2 separate regions of the Homo sapiens genome follow, and region 1 is linked to region 2. Evidence: chromatin contacts called from ENCODE Hi-C or POLR2A ChIA-PET data. All regions are on one chromosome and are shown on one strand. Each heading gives the region's core, a stretch centred on a gene start or an enhancer-like site at or near the end of the contact. The rest is flanking DNA. Distances are from core to core; before and after follow the strand shown.

Region 1 (4,318 bases), core at 1,819-4,318, 120 kb before region 2:
GCCAGCCCCTGCTTCCTCCTCCAGCCACCTGTCCCTCCCTCAACTGTACCCCTTCAGGCCACCCATCCTGCCAACTGCTGGTCACCCACCCCCAGCCCCGGTGGAAGTTCCGGACACTCTCCTGTCCCCTTGGCTTACCCCATCTGACTGGCTGGGCCGTCCCGAGCTGGGCATGTCCTAGGCCTTGCTGCGGCTGTGCCTACAGCCAGAGGACCAAAGGCTTTAGGACCTTTTGTTTGGATCAAGTCTCTTGAAGACAAAGTCTAAAGACCTCGGAGGTGTCTCTTCCCACTCTTGGCCTTTTCACCCCAGCCAGGGGCGTACTCCCGAGGCTCCTCTCCAGCCCAGCCAGGCAGCTCAGGGTCCTCTCACTGTGGGCAGCACCAGCCCCAGTACCCAGGGTGCTTCCCAGAACTGGGCAGACCTCACTGACTGGCATGAGCAGGGTGGCCTCTGGGGAGATGCTCAGAGCAGCAAGCCTAGGACAGCCTCCCAACCCCCGAATACAGGGTCAGACAGGAGGGGATACCTGGGCTGATGAGGTCCCCAAGGACACCTGCACTTTAATCGGGGACTCTGGAAACTCCCATGGCCTCTTCTTCAACAAGCAGGTTGGAGCGGGGCGGGAAGCAAGTGGGAGCAGGTGCGGGGGCAGGGCTGCTGGGGGAGGCCCTGAACAGCCACCGTTTAAGTTGCAAAAATGGTCTCCCTGTCTGCAGATGGTCTTTTTTATACCTTACCTAGTGGAGAGCAGGTTTTAAAAACGGCTTCCAAGTTCACTTAACAATACACAGTAAATAGCACGGGCCAGAGGGGAAGAGGCAGAGGGAAGGCGGGCAGGGCAGAGGGAAGGTGGGCAGGGCAGAGGGAAGGCGGGCAGGGCAGAGGGGCAGGAGGTACCATGGGCCAGCCGTGCTTCTCACTGCCCTCTTCCCCTCTCCAGCCAGAGCTGCCAGCTGCTGGGTGCATCTGTCTGGCCCTCTGTGCCCCGGAACCCTCTTCCCCTGTCCTGCCCGCCGCCACCCAGCCTTGGTTCCTCTCAAAGCCCAGCAAGTCCACAGGTGGGTCCCTCAGCACACCCCAAACTGTTCCTCCTGCTGGCGTGGGAAGTCACCAGGAGCCCCAGGCGCACGCAGACACCTTGCAGAGGATCCTGCCCACCCCCACCCCCACCTCGGAAGCCCTTGCTTTTGCCCACCTGGTGGGGCCCTGGTGAATGCTGGTGCTCCCCTGGACACTCTTTCTGGATCCCTCCACCCACATACAGCCCCCTGTGCATTAGCCCCACCCCATGCTGGCCCCACCAGCCTGAATGCTGATTCACCCTGGCAGTCCCCAATGCTCAGAAAGGGCAGTGCCCAGCAGGCCTCTCCAGCAGGCAGGAAGAAGAGCCAAGCAAGTGGGCAGCCTCAGGATGGCCGCTCAGCCCAACCTGGAGCAGGGTGGCGAGGGGGTCCCTGCTGCCTGGCATTTTTCCTCCAAAGTCAGCCCCACCCCTGGAGGGGGCAGCTGCAGAGGCCTGTGGGCAGGACAGCAGGCAGGCTCCACTGCAAGCCTGGCAACCAGTGGGCAGGGGCTGGCTGACCCTGGAGAACGGGGCGCCTTGAGGTGCCTGAGGCCCCAGGAAGGGCTTAGTGTTGGCGGGAGCCCCAGGCCACACAGAGGAGGACAGACACTCACTGGGCTTCCAGGCCTCCTCTGGGACTGTCCCCGGCCAGAACTCTGGCTCATTCGGCCTCGGTCCCTACCCCTGTTCTAGCCGGACGGTCAGGTGTCCCAGGCCCCGCGGGCTCCCTCACTCCGCCCTGGCTCCTCTCTGAGGCTCCCACTGCCGCGCGGCCGCCGGAGGGCGAGGTCGACAGGCGCCAGCGACCCGACGGTCCCCAGTGGCACCAGGGGCGGTGGTCCTCAATTCCCAGGCTGGGAGGAGCCCTGCCCGGCGGCGCTGGGTCGCCAGGACAACTACGCGGTCCCCCGCCCCGCCTCCAGGCCTCGTCAGGCGCTGCAAGTCCGGCTCAGAAGCCCGGCCCGGGGCCAAGGTCACCGCAGCAGGCCGGGCCCCTGCGTTCTGAGCCGGGTGCGGACGTGCTGGTGCTCGGGGAAGTCGGGGGCTTTGACGCCTGAAGGCGCGGGAGCCGGGCGCCTGGGGGAAGGGGGTCCGGCGCCGTCACCTCCCACTCCTCGCCCGCGGGTCGGGGAGCCCCTGCCGCGGGGGAAGGAGGCTGTTTCCTTTGTAAACTGGCGGAGGCGCGCCTGGCCCCTGGGCCCGGCAACCCGAAGAGACACGCCCGAGACCTCCGGAGGGAGTTAACCCCCCGGGCCCCGGTGCCGGCCACCCCCAGGCGCGCAGGGTGGCCCTGAGCCGGGCGCGCGCCCGCTTGTCGCCCCGAGAGGCGCCGAGCCCAGTGGGGCGACCCAGTGTCCCGCCCCCCACGCGGCGAGGGCGACACTAGGCCGCTGCCCCCGGGCGCCCCGCGTCCCCTCCGCCTGCCCCGGCTTCCTGCGCGCGCCGCCCGGGACTTCCTCGCCGCAGTGCCCGGGGCCACCAGAGCCCAGCGCGGGGCGCTGCCGGGACACGCGGGCGGCCGACCCCAGGCGGGAGGATCCGGGCCACCGGGGAGGGAGGGAGGGCGCAGGGCTGGGCCCGGAGGGGGAGGGGGGCCCGGGACCGGCCCCAGGCAGGGGAGCGGGGGGATGGGGTCCCGGGGCTCCGGCCGCGGCGGGTGTCCCCCCCGCCGCCCCCGGGCTCGTGGCTCTCGGGTCCTCCCGAGCCAGGGGACACTCCCGGCCAGCGTGGGCCGCGAGCCCGGGCGCAGCCCCCTCTCCAGCCCGGGGGTCCGCACCGCGCGTCCGGCCGACCTCTGCGGGCGGGCGCGGCTTCTCCCGGGACGCGGCGGCGGCGGGCGGGGTCCCCGGGAGCGGAGCCCGCGGCCGCGCGCCCCCGGCCCGGCTCGGCTCGGCTGTGGCGGCCGCCCCAGCGGAGCTTTGTGACGTCAGGCGGCCGCGGGGCGGCGTCACGCGCGGGGCTGACCCGGCGGCGGCGGCGGCGGCGGCGGCGGCGGCGGGGCGGGGGCGGCCTGGGACGCGGCGGGAGCATGGAGCCGCGCGCCGGCTGCCGGCTGCCGGTGCGGGTGGAGCAGGTCGTCAACGGCGCGCTGGTGGTCACGGTGAGCTGCGGCGAGCGGAGCTTCGCGGGGATCCTGCTGGACTGCACGAAAAAGTGAGCGGGGGCGCGGGCCGGGACACCCCCGGGGTCCCCACGCGACACCCGCCTCCGCCGCCCGGAGACCCGGGACCCGCCTCCGGGTTGGGGGTGGCGTGGCCCCGGCGCCCGCTTTCGGTTTCTGCCGAGCCTGAGTTTCGGGGCGCGCGAGCGCGGCCGCCACTCGGGGGGGCAAAAGTGGTTCTCAAAGTCGTCGCGACTTTTCGGGGCGGGCGCCGGGCCGGGGCGGGCCGGGGCGGGGGGCGCGGGGCCGGGGTCCCGGAACTCCACACATCTGCCATAATTAATGCACTTTTCTTTGTTCAGAGCCACTGTTGAATTCGACTGTTGGCAGAATTGTCGTTAAAGCAGGGGAGGGTCAGATGCGCCGTGGCCTTGCCCTGGCAGTTCCTCACAGGTGGGGGTGCCCTGTCGAAGGCCACGGGCCCCTGGCTGCTGGGAGTGACTCCGCGGCTGAGGTTTGGATTCGGGGAGAGCAGTTGCGCCCAGCTGTGCGATTTAAGAACAGTTTCAGGCCAGGGAGCCCTGAGTCATGGGGGCGTGAAGAGGTACAAGCTGTGGGAGCCGTGGGCACATCCCCCGGGAGCCCTGGCTTCCTGGGTGGGGGGCGCAGGGCAGGGCGGGGCGGTTCCTCCTGAGAGGCACCTGTGCACGGGCTGCAGGGACCCATGCGGTGCAGATGAGCCTCCTGGACACCGCGTCACATGGCAGGGAGCTGTCGCTGCCAGATCAATGATTAGGCATGAATCAGGCTGTGGCCTCGCTGCGCTCCTGCAGGGCTTTCTTTTGAAACTGGGAGCAGGGAAAGGCTCCTCTTGTAAAGGCCCAACTTTTTCCATCCGTGGAGCCCAGATTTTTGCCTGGTGACATGAATTAGCAGAGAGGACCGTGTTCCTTCCACAATTATTTCGCAGACGTTATCTCTTCATTAGATGTGCCAGAAGCCATTTATCCACAAGTCACGTGATTTAACATATGGCTCCCGTGTGGTTCCTGCCCGCTCCGTGTGGGCTACCGCTGGGAGTGCACGGGCAGGATGGAGGGACACTCGGGGGGTGAGAATCGCCACCTGGGAGCTGCCATCCCCTCCACCAT
Region 2 (4,714 bases), core at 1,103-3,602:
TCCCTCTGGCCTGGCCCGAGGCCTCTCCTGGAGACGCTTTCAGGCAGGGGGTCTGTGTGGCCCCACGAGGAGGTCCCCGGCCACTATCCCTGCCTGGATTCGGAAGGGGTGGAACCACAAGAGGCACCTGGGGAAATGGCAGAGCTGCCCCCAAAGCAGCCCTGACTGGAGCTCTGATGAACACAGGCCTCGGCTTCCTGCATGGGAGGCAACGAGCGGGGTGGGCCCAAGGCCGTCTGTGTTTCTGGCCTCAGCCTCTGTGGCGGAGGCACAGCAGAGGGGCCGCCAAGCATGTTTTCCACCAAATTCCGCCAGTCTTGCAGCTGCCTGCAAGTCCTGCCAGAGTCTCACGGTGGACCTGGGGCTCGGACTCCACAGGTGTTATGGGTTTGTGCTTTTCCCGTCTCCAGGGGCACCTCAGTGGGCAGTTTAAAGAGGAAGTCTGCAACCGGGGCAGCCAGCCTGATCTTTAAAACAGAAACCTTTCTCTAACAGATTTTGAAGTTAATGAAAAACAACATAATGCTTTCATTCTAGAAAATATGAATCGCTTTTTATAGATCTTTTTATTTTCCTTTGTTTCATTAAAGCCAGACTTAGGAGTCAAAAAGAAAAAAAAAAGATGTGGGATCTACAAGGTACAATTTCCTATTATCATCCATCTTCCCAGGAAGCAATTTTCTTGTCTACATATAAAAGTACCCTAACGCTTGAAGCAGAGAAAACCAACCAGGGACGGCTCCCATGCTGGGAGTCCAGGGCTCGCACAGCAACGGCCACCTTCCCGAATGACCTCGTTCTGGGAAATAAACGGGAATATGTTCCACAGCCGGATGGCACCCAGGAGCTATGGGCAGTCAGGACAATGTGTCCCACAGCTGGAAGGCACCTGGGAGCTCTGGCAGAGCTGGGAGGCTGGGGAGGCCGGGGACCCTGGCTGCCACCTCTTGCCTGCATGGTTCTCCTGCTTGCAAAGGGGACAGTGCCCAAAGCCACTTGAGCCACTGGGAAAGTGGTGAGGGAGAACTGGGGTGTTGGGTGTCTCATTTCACTCTGCTGCACCCCCAGCTCCAGCCAGGGTGGTCGGCTCTCTCTCCATCTACTACAAAGCCTCCTTGACTCTGGAGGGGCCCCCCAGTGCCCATGCCTCTGCAGAAACAAGTGTCCCAGCTCCAGCAGAGCCACCGCCCTCTGCCTTCCACCCTCTGTCCTCTGTCCTCTGCCCTCTGCCCTCTGTCCTCTGCCCTCTGCCCTATGGCTGGCCCTGGCTGTGAAGTGGTCTCCCTCTTCCCCTTTCTACCCGGGGCATGAGGACTGCCAGTCTCACAGGAGGCATTGTGGATCTGGGCTGGAGAGCCTGTGCAGGGCTCCGGCTGTGGTGGGAAGGTGCCTGGCCATGAGACGCATCACTCAGTGCTTCCTTGTGACCAGAAGACGTTGAGGAAGCAACGGTTTGCTCCCAAGGGACTGGCTACCCCACATACGCACGTGTATATATACATGCACAGTTCATGTTCACAATGCACACATGTGTGCTGTGCACAAGCAAACATACGCATATAAGATACAGTGCACACACATGTGCACATCCACACAATATGTGCTCATACATGCATGTACACACATGCACACCATGTACGTCAGCATGCATCTGCAAGTACACAGTGCACAACGCGTGCACACACACACACACACACACACACACAGCTCTCTCCTGATCCTGCTACCCTCCCCTCACCTCAAAGGCAGGATCAGGGGCCTCCCTACCCATGTGATTCAGTGACACATGGCTGGGGCAGGGACCCGCCCCCTTGGCTCCCAGGTACACAGGCACCCAAGTCACCTGCTCCAGAAACCGTCCCAGAGACAAGTTCCCCCGGACCGCTGCACCCGACAAATGGCTGCTGGGGCGAGACCAGCCCGGGGACTTGCCGCGTGGCACCTTGGGGCGCTCAGTAGCAGGGCAAGACGCAGGCACTAGTCTGGCCAGGGCCACAGTGGGGCGGGGGGCGCAGGTGGCCCCAAGCTGGTTGGAAAGAGGGCTCTCAGGTGCCAGGGCACGCCTAGGGGTGAGATCCAAGCCAGCCCCTCAGGCCTCAACAAGGCGGCTCCTCCGGGAGGTGAAGGTCGGGCCACATTCCTGCGGAAGCTGGAATTCTGACATCAGATTTTCCAAGCTAGCTTTGGGGGAGGAGCCGGCAGGGAGCCAGGAGGGAGCCGAGGCCAGCGGGGGGTGGGGCGGGGTGGCTGAGGCTGTTCCAGGTTCCACAGGCCTGAGGTCCTGCTGGCCTCCCCCTGGGCCTGGGCTGCCCACTGGCCGCCTGGAGCATCCCACGCAGAGGGTGACTTTCTCATCCCAGCACTGGCCTGGCTGAGTCACATGGGGGCTGGGCCAGGGGACTCTAAAAATAGCCTGCGCTGGCGCTCGCTGGACCAGCCGGGAAGTTATTATTAGGCTGCGGCAGGGCCTCCTCCTGGGGTGGCCTCTCCTCTCAGAGCCCGGAAGAGGGAGGGGCTCGGTCAAGGCTGTGGGGCTGCCAGGTCACCAGGCCCTGGACACTCAAGCCGGGTCCCTCCGGTGGGGGCAGGGCAGGGGCTGCGCCCTCAGCCTGACTCCCACCCACACGCCCCTTCTTCCTGCGCTTCCCAGGGATGACCAGGCACTGTACGGGGGCAGCTCCTGGTTTTTCTGCCCCGCGAGGACCTGCTGTTCCATCAGGAGGGTGACTTTCTTCCCCTGCCCACCCTGGGGAGTCTCCCACGTCTGTGGGGCCTTTTCTGGATTCACTCTCTGTACCCACTGCTCACGCAGGGCCCAGTGCAAAACAAAACTGCGAGGCCACCCTTCAACAATGACTAAGTATTCGGGGCAAGTATGGGGCCTTGGGGGCAGCCACTCTGGGCCCTAGCTGCACCCCCATAAAGCCAGCCTTGCACCCTGTCCCCAGAAACCACTGACGTGGGGCCTGCAGGGGTGTGAGATACATCAGGGTGCAGCCGTCCCCAGGACACCTGAGCCGAGACCCTGTCTCCATGGAAACAATAGCTACCAGGCCAGCAGCTCCCAGCTCACCGCTGCCGCTCATGTCCAGGCCGTGGTCCTTGGAGTGGTCACTGCTGCGAGGGAAGGAGCCCCCAACAGCTCCCGTGAACCTGACCCTGGAGAGGGAGGCTGTGCTCTAAACCCCTCTCCTGAGTCTTCAGTGAACCCTTGTGCCCCTGGACAGGCACTGTTCTGGGGACGTGCTGGCCCCGCCCTCCCCTGGGCCGGCCCTGCTCAGCCAGGAGGACCACCCTAGTGAAGGCCACTCCCCATCCCCATCTGAGGAGGGTGCACTTTTGCAACAGAGAAAGCCCCAGGCTCAACCCAGTCAGCGCTGCCTCCAGCCCGTGGGACCCAGAACACAGCTCCAGTCCTTCCACTGCAGAGACCCTGGGGGCAGGGCCCGGCCCCAAACGCAGAGACTCAGAGTTCGTGTGGATGGTTGACCCTGAAAGTAGCTTCATGTATTGTCTGATTATAAAAATGATACCCCTTGTAAAAAATACAAACTACAAAAAAGTAAAAGCAGGTTGTGTCCCCCCAAGACCTTTCCCTAGCGGTTCCTACAGCCGCTATGGAGGCCAGCGCAGGAAAAGGCGGGGGTGCGGGCGTGAGGCCAAGTGCACCTGTGATTTGGTCCGGGCACAGCTTGGCGTGTCTCTGTGCTCCTCCCTCTGGAGAAGCCCCGCCTACATTGAAGGGCACGTGGGCCGGTGCCGTAACTTGCTCCACCCAGACCTGCCGATGGACATTTATATCACGTCTGCTTTTTTGGCCGCTGAAACAAGCAGCCGAGGTGCCTTTGGGCCTGTATCTTTGCCCACCTTCTGATTGTTTTCTGGACAAATCCCCGAGGAAGACACCAGGTCACAGAGCACACTTGTTTAACATTGTGAAACCTACAAGGATCGGTGGAGATTTTATCCCTAAGGGACTCAGGGCCTCTGCGGGGTGAAGGTCGGAGGCACGAGCCACACTTCCCAGACCGCTGGCCAGCTCACTCCCCAGCAGCCGCTAACCCTGTCTAACCCCTGCTGGGCTCCTCTTTCCTTTCCTGTAATCCCAGCTACTCCTCCAGGTGGTGAGAGCACCTGAGCTGTGGGGCCGGCACCAGGAGGCTGTGTTGCTGTTGTCAGGCACGGGGCTGTTTCCCCATGGAGGAGACGCAGCCTCTCTGGACAGCCGCCTCCCCCTCTGGTGTCCGGACACAGTGTTGTCATGCCCAGACTTTGCCTCCTGGTCTGTCTGCTCCGGGGAGGGTGCTGGGAAGAGCACTGCCATGTTCATTACCAAATGTTCAGCGGGGACCCCAGATGCTGCCTGGTCCCCGTGTCCATGAGCAAAGCTCCCCCGGGGAAGCCCCAGAGACAACACTGTGGCCTCGTGCTAACTCCCAGGAGGGAGGTCAGGTCAGAGGGCAGGAGGCCCCGTGGATGCTTCTATGTTTTGACCTCAAACCCCCTCCCACGGCCTCAAAGGTGAGCCTGCCCCGAGGGCTGGACTCTGGGATCGCTCCAAACAGCAGGATCAGCTCTCCGTGCTGAGGAGGTGTTCACGCCTCGTGCAAGAGAACACGGCCTCTGGGTCCAGACAGCACATGAGCCGGGGCATCCCGGGAACCTTCTGGAAAGAGAGTGAGGTCTGTAGTAACCTGGGTTCCGGCCCATGATC

What was found. A loop is a pair of places that touch in the nucleus more often than their neighbours do. ChIA-PET counts read pairs that join two places held with the same protein, here RNA polymerase II (POLR2A). Pooled maps may share reads with other maps.
Region 1: a loop to region 2 is called in a map of IMR-90, with 6 times the contacts of the local background. The contact joins the promoter of PWWP2B here to the enhancer-like site in region 2. A Hi-C loop is called at or near these places in 6 of 168 maps with a recorded cell type or tissue (IMR-90, cardiac septum, heart left ventricle and 3 more) and 14 of 50 pooled maps. POLR2A ChIA-PET finds 5 or more read pairs at or near these places in 3 of 52 experiments (H1, Panc1 and RWPE1).

Annotation. Positions count from the first base shown.
Region 1 is chr10:132,394,132-132,398,449 of GRCh38, forward strand. PWWP2B (PWWP domain containing 2B) reads left to right here and starts at 3,069. Exons shown (of 3, transcript NM_138499.4): 1 at 3,069-3,220. The coding sequence starts at 3,096. LOC124902526 (a long non-coding RNA gene) reads right to left here and starts at 2,425. Exons shown (of 2, transcript XR_007062342.1): 1 at 530-2,425; 2 at 1-199. RefSeq lists enhancers at 987-1,510, 1,511-2,033, 3,604-4,126, 4,127-4,318 and silencers at 1,842-2,221, 2,242-2,671, 3,082-3,191, 3,202-3,341.
Region 2 is chr10:132,515,044-132,519,757 of GRCh38, forward strand. LOC107984282 (a long non-coding RNA gene) reads right to left here. Exons shown (of 4, transcript NR_158224.1): 2 at 3,074-4,714. Among named protein-coding and RNA genes, the nearest start is that of INPP5A, 20 kb to the right of the region's middle. RefSeq lists enhancers at 1,119-1,626, 1,627-2,135, 2,136-2,643, 3,152-3,659. Within about 2 kb of position 2,353, at least 30 of the 41 ENCODE cell types and tissues checked have a DNase peak (open chromatin) inside an H3K27ac peak, as active enhancers do; they include IMR-90, Panc1, heart left ventricle and 3 more, where a contact is called at or near this core.